Linked DNA regions of Homo sapiens: region 2 is linked to region 1. A link is a contact called in ENCODE Hi-C or POLR2A ChIA-PET data. All regions are on one chromosome and are shown on one strand. Each heading gives the region's core, a stretch centred on a gene start or an enhancer-like site at or near the end of the contact. The rest is flanking DNA. Distances are from core to core; before and after follow the strand shown.

Region 1 (3,392 bases), core at 332-2,831:
TGGGAAAATAAAAACACATATTTAAATATATTTACACAACACAGGACCAGTGCATCTCAGTGTACAGGTGGCCTGAAGAGGATTTTGAGCAGGGTCAACATGGTTTATTAGGAAGGGGCTTTGGGTTTGCTCAAAAGTTCAGTCAAGCACATGCATGACTGAGTCCCTAACAATACTACACTAAAGTACAAAAGAGATATCTTGACATTAAATGGTATTAATTTTTATTTTTAAAAATAACTTCCTTTCATCACAAAAATGAGTTCATGGGAAGATTGTATCCCAGGTAAATGAATGAATCACTGGGAGAAGGAAGTTTTCATACTATCAGAATGTTAAGACTCTAACCCATGAGAAAAGTTTGGTTTTAGTGTGTGTGATTTTGAACTGCTTCTGACCATAATTGGCTAAAAGATTCAGTTATCTCTGGAGGCTGATTACTCCAGCTACAGTGAGATGATGCAATCATCACAGAGATGGATTCATAGCTCATTTCCTGCATCAGAAAGGCATATACACTGTTTGAACAATAGCTGTACCAAATAACTTAATGATAACATTAAATAAGAGGAAAGCAGAGCTTGATATCAATTATAATTTGATTTTTCTCTCTGTAATTCAGTTTCCTCATCTACATATACCTCACAGAATTGTACCGAGGCTGTGGTGAGCTAATCCATGCAAGGCATTTAGAGTACAGCCTGGAATTTAGAGCAGTACAAACTCAATAACTGTGAGTGATTGCTATCACTATTTCCAAAATCTCTTCCCATCTACTCTATGGTGGTATTTTGATAAAGGCATGCAAGAGCTTTCAATCTATTCCAGGATCACTTGATTTAGTTAATGACCATCCATTCTGACCAACTCCAGGGAAAACAATGTAAATGGTGCTACCTGAGGTTGTCTAAGCAAACAGCATCCTCTGTATGTGTGTACACACTAGCCCTGAATGAAATCCAGAGTCAGTTCCCATTCAGAGAACAACAGGCAGACAAATAAAAATCTTAAATAAAATAAATTTCTTTTATAAACAGAGACAGGATGACAGTATAACTTGCACATGTAGTCAGCGGGGCATTATGTTTCTAGGATTTATGTTAACACATTTCATAAATTAATAAATAAGAACTGCTTTTATTGTTGCTGCTGTTACATGTCCTTTGCCTTAGAAACATCACTCAGTAGGTACATGACAGAAGAATGGGGATTTGGAAATAGATCTGCTAGACTAAAAATCTTGTGCTCTTTCTGGTTACCACTCAGTGAGATGACACAATGAATGACTGGGATGTAATTGATATATATGGAGTATTCTTGGTATTATATATCCATTTTCTCAGAATTCACATACTTCTCTTTTACTGTGCTATTTAACATGAATTAGATATGGTAGCTGAATACGAACTCTATAAGTCTTTACTAAAAGAAAACAGCCAAAGCTTTCAGACTACTTTTTTTTTTTTCCCAGACATATTCTGGCCTCAGGGCTGTGGTACCTGCTTGACCTTCTCCCTGGAAAGCTCCCCCTCTAGATGTTTCATGACTCATTTTCTTGCATCATTCAGGTCTCTTATGAACATCCCCTCATCAATGAACCGTTCCACGACCATGCTCTCAAAAACAGCACACACACACACACACACACACACACACACACACACATACACAAAACATGCAAGCACCTACCTTTCTTTTTGGCCTATTCCTACCCTTCCTCTTATGTTAGCTTTGTTTTTCTGGTAATATTAACCATTATCACCCCTGTCCTGTTATGTATATTTGTTTATTACCTGTTTCTTCTCACTAAATTATAATCTCCAAAAAACAGGGACTCATTTTGGTTAACTGCTATATCCCCAGAACCATGAACAGTTTATAATACATGAATAGGTGAATATATTGTTTCATACTGAAACAATGAAAAAAAATCAGAACTAAATGTCAATTATTTCAAGTATGTTTCAATTCTTTTCTTCTTATGGGCATTGAAGAAGAATCAAGATAGAAATGCTAACTTTCTGGAAATAAACATTTAATATTCTATATCTGAAAAACTACCCATGAAAAAGACTGGGTTGTTCAAAGATATTTTACTAGAAGTTCTGAAAATATACCTTCAATTTAAGGAGTTATGAAATAAGGATTTGAAAAGGAAGTGGAATATAGTGATCAAAACATAAGCATATAAATAAGAAATTCAAAGATGAACACAGATTTGCTAGCAAAGCCAAAAATCAAATCAAATTAAAGCATCACATCTACTTTATTCAAATATTAGTGACACTTGCACATTACAAAAGTAAAATATAACTTTAACTCCCAAGGCTGTCTGCTACCATATTATGCTAAGGAGCACCAAAGGAAAACATAGGAACAAATTCATGAAAATTCTGCATAGAATAAATTTCTGCAAAACACAAAACTAATGCTTTCTAAGAATATGTCAAATATTCTGGTTATAAATCCACCATTATCAATGAGGTTCACGTTAAATTATAATCATGCAAATATATTTTAAACAGAAGATCCAAAGTAGTATAAACAATTGTGAACCATTACCCAAAAATGGGTATATTCAGTGGGCATATATAAAATGGGTATACATAAAAACACACTGTAGACATGACGGAGTACCTTTAAAGTATCCATTGTACATATCTCAAATTCATCAGTAAATGTTAATTTGCAAAAACTATCCAAATTCTGTCATATAAGCTGTTCAAACTGAAACATAGTCATTCTGTTGTGCTTACCAGGATAGCTCTTAGCAATGCTTTCATTTTTAGTATTGTATATGCTATATTTTAAATATTTGGAAACATTTAAAGTGCTTCAATTCCTTCCTATTCCTTCATAGTTTTTTATTCCTTGGTAGTTTCTTATTGTTTCTTTTTAAGTATCTTTTTCTTTTGCGAGACTACATATCAAACTACCTCTGACTATCTCTTTCATTTAATCTAAGGCTTTTAATTAGATTCAGTATATATTTGTTCAATGAGTATCCTTTTAAAAGTAGAAAGTGGCTTTTGATTTTAAAGATGCATCTGGCCAGCCCCTCCTGGTGGGGACTCCAAATCACACTAAAATGCATATGAAGACAGAGGAAAGAGTCAAGAACTCAGCACCAAAAACTAGGGCTGGCAGTTATTATCTCACCGAGAAGAGTTTCTTTGAACATCACAGCTGATCAAAGTAGATACAGAGGAAAATGAGCAAAGAAAAGAAAAGTGAAATGCAATGAAAAGTAAAGAACTAGATGGGAAAATTCCATGAAAGAAATAATACTGGGTTCCTAGTAAATCATTTTTAAAAAAATTAAAGGTGACTTTTTTAGAACCTGACACTCCTTGCTCTCTCATATAAAACTATGGGATCTAATCCAATTAAAA
Region 2 (3,392 bases), core at 300-2,799, 86 kb before region 1:
AGCCTATGGGAGTATGCAGATGCACAGCTGCTTGACAGGGCCTGTCTGGATTACAGAAATAATAGAACTGAACAGTTGGAACTAACTTTAAATATAGGTTACATGGACCCACATTTCATTGCTGAAAGAGATCTTAGAGACTACCCTTGCACTCCTTGATTTTAGACCAAAGTCTGGGAAGGTATGTGGCTATGCCAATATCACAGAGCAAATTAATGTAAGAATTCAAGATAGGAATCCATTTGTCCTAAATCTTTGCCTAGTACTCTCCACAAGACCAGGATTGGAGCCCAGCCTTCACCAAGATCCACATACAGGGTATGTCTAATAACACAGGAGGGGCCCTAAACATGCTTACTACTACTACTACTACTAATAAACTGAATAAGTAATGTTGAATAAACTTTCAATGAATTGAATGTCAGAAAGAAAATAACTGGTATTATGCTATGTACTTTCATATACACTGTCTCATTTGATGGGAACAAAAACTTCTATCTGTTGTGTTATTATTCCCCAATTTCCAATTACTCTTTTAGAGTTGCAGATGTCAAAGGACAGTTTGGGTACCCTGCCTCAGAGTCCCTGGTTAACAAGAGAAGGGCTCTGAGAAGCAGTCTAGCTTGATAGCTCAGGGCTCCCAGGCCCAGGTTTAGATCACACCTCTGTCCTTGCAGACTCTGTGATGGGGGAGGTTATTCAGTCTCTGTCAAGGCTAATAAATAATGCAACAACGGTGATTCTAATAGTTTAAAACGGATCAGGATACCCTGATGTAGTGGGAAAAAACTTGCCCTTGGTATTCAAATCAGATTGATGATGCAACTCTGTCCTGACTTCACTTTCCTCATCTCTGAAATGGGAATAATGTTTATCTCATAGGGTTGTGAGGATTTTCCAGGAAAATCGCACACAACCCCGCACGTTTCTACTTGTTAAAGGAACTCAGCCGAAATTCTTGCCAGCTTTCGTCCCGACCCCATCCCCAGGGCTCCTCCTGGTTCCTGGTGGGCCCTCTTTCCTAGTCTATTTTTTTTAACTTTCTCTTCGTTTTGTCTTTCCTTTCTCTCTCCCTTTCATCTCCTTCTCCCCCCGTTACTTTTCTTTTGGGTTACCTTTTTAATGAGATGTAGAAAATGTATCAGCAGGTTTATGAAAAGTGAACTGGCAGATGGAAGATGTCACCATGACACTGAGGAAAACTGTTTTCTAACCCCCACCAAAGTAATTTAATTTACACATTTACTTCCTCAAAAAAAGAAAAAAAAAAGCTTTTATGCTTTCAGCACGCAGGCAATGGAGACAGCCTCGGGTCGTGTTGCCCACACGCAGGTGCTGCTAGCTGCCTCCCAGTCGCTCTCCTCGCGCATCTTCCCAGGGGACATCCGCCCTCCCGGGACTGTGCTCCGGACAGCGGGGGAGGGCAGAGGGAGGGGCAGGGAGGTGACAAGCAGCGCCCCGCAGTGTGCACCGTGCGCTTCACTCCGCGCTCCTCTCCGTGCACCCAGACCCAGAGCAGCCCCGCCCGGCAGCCAGCACAACTGCCCCGCGCCACAGGCCGCCGGCCTCTGCTTGCCAGGGCTGCGGGGGAAGAACATGCCCCCGTGCACTAGCTCCGCGTTCCCGAAGGAAGGTTTTCGCAGCCATGGGCAGTGGGCCTTTAGTCTCCCGCTCCGTGCAGTGGGAAGGGATCAACTGAGCGGCGCGGAGCCATCAGTGGTCTCTGCGTGGAGGCTGCAGCCCCGCCGACGCCCTCGCCTTCGCCCTCGCCCCCGCCCCCGCCCCCGCCCTCTATACTGTGGACAAAGGCAATCCGGATTTGTTTTTGTTTTCGTGGTTTTCTTTGTTGATGATGGGAGCTGGAAACTGGGGAGGAGAGAATTTTGCAGTTGTGAAAGGGCATCTCTCTCTTCCCTTACTTATTATTTTCTTCAAAGATAACAGAATTTCCCCATGGCAGGAACCGCAGACTGGCAAGCAGGAGACCTGAGTTTGAGTTGAGCCTTTGCTATGTGACCTCAAACAAACCATTGAACTGTATTTTTTATTTTTTATTTTTTAGTTTAGCTGGGCTTAGCTTTGTTGTTTTCTTTCCCACATTGTTTATAAAACGAGGATACTAATAACACCACAGAGGGGTTGTAAGGATTACATACACGTGAACAGACTATGTGAACGCATAGTAGGCGCTAGATAAAGATTTGTTTTGAAATTATCCATAACAACACCTCCAATATAAGGAATAAGAGACCTAGGAAGCCCAGAGAGGGCAAGTTAGCATGCCAGTTGGAGGATGAAAACCAAGGCTGGAACTAAGGTTTCCCATTTCCAGCTTCGTGTTCTTCCCATTTCCCACTCTTCCGCTGATTCTAACCTAGTGCACTTACAACTCTGGAGAAGGGAGACCCAGTTGGAATCCCTGGCTTCACCATTCTGAAGTTGAGGCGTCTTGGGCACGTCTCTTATAAAACTTTTTTGTTTTATAGTTTTGTAATTTGTTCCTCAAACGTTTCAATGCCTATGATGTACCTGCCAGTTACCATAGACGGTGGAGGGGACCCAAAAATGAATAGAACATGATCCGTGACCTCATGGAATTCACGTTCTTGCTAGAGGGCCTCATGCATAATATAAGCAAAAATAAATAACCAATCTGTTGGTGATTATATTAATAGAGCATGGTGGAAGGAAGAGTTCTGTTTAATGTCGGGGGTTGGGGGGGATCCCAATGTCTCAACAGTGAGCAAGGACTGGAGAGGTTAACTTGGAACGTGCTATCCAGGTTTCACCTCCACCTCTCACCTTTCCCCACACCTCTCCTCCTGCCCCAAGCTACTCTGTCTCATCCCACCCACCCACTCCGGGGGCTGATTCGTTCACTGCCCAGCCTGAGAGTGTTGATGACTGACAGTTCTAAGCTGAACCCACTCTGGAGTGTTCTCAGCTGAAAGGGTCACCTCCTCCCAAAGTCATGCTTCCAAGGGCAGCTCCCATTCAATGACTGATCTATGCAGAGTGTTAAGGCTTACTCTCATTTCAATTTGGGACAACTCTCTGCAGAGCCTTCCCAGCTTCAGGCTGATAGGTTATGGCTGATGAGCTCAGGCCTGTGTGGGGACTTCATTGCAGTCTAGTTTCTCTCCCTGCCCAATCCTGTTTATTTCACTCCTTCATAGATGTGCAGTAAACCTTAGCAATAAGCCTCCTGCATGCAAATTTCCATCTAGGAATCTGCTTCTCAGAAAACCCCATCCTGAGACAGAAGTGATAAAATCAGATTGTGTTTTTGTAGCATCACCCTAATAGCACTGTGAAGGATGCAGTGGACAGTGCCTATGGCCAGTCACATCACAGGCATGGGCAAAACAGAGGGGAAGCCTGAAGGCAAGAAT

The links. A loop is a pair of places that touch in the nucleus more often than their neighbours do. ChIA-PET counts read pairs that join two places held with the same protein, here RNA polymerase II (POLR2A). Pooled maps may share reads with other maps.
Region 2: a loop to region 1 is called in a map of heart right ventricle, with 2.8 times the contacts of the local background. The contact joins two enhancer-like sites. A Hi-C loop is called at or near these places in 6 of 168 maps with a recorded cell type or tissue (K562, Right ventricle myocardium inferior, ascending aorta and 3 more) and 3 of 50 pooled maps. POLR2A ChIA-PET finds 5 or more read pairs at or near these places in 3 of 52 experiments (H1, HEK293 and MCF 10A).

What each region holds. Positions count from the first base shown.
Region 1 is chr6:125,011,625-125,015,016 of GRCh38, reverse strand. All of the region lies in intron 1 of RNF217 (ring finger protein 217), which reads right to left. Among named protein-coding and RNA genes, the nearest start is that of RNF217-AS1, 50 kb to the right of the region's middle. Within about 2 kb of position 1,581, at least 3 of the 41 ENCODE cell types and tissues checked have a DNase peak (open chromatin) inside an H3K27ac peak, as active enhancers do.
Region 2 is chr6:125,097,913-125,101,304 of GRCh38, reverse strand. No RefSeq gene overlaps it. Among named protein-coding and RNA genes, the nearest start is that of TPD52L1, 54 kb to the left of the region's middle. Within about 2 kb of position 1,549, at least 5 of the 41 ENCODE cell types and tissues checked have a DNase peak (open chromatin) inside an H3K27ac peak, as active enhancers do.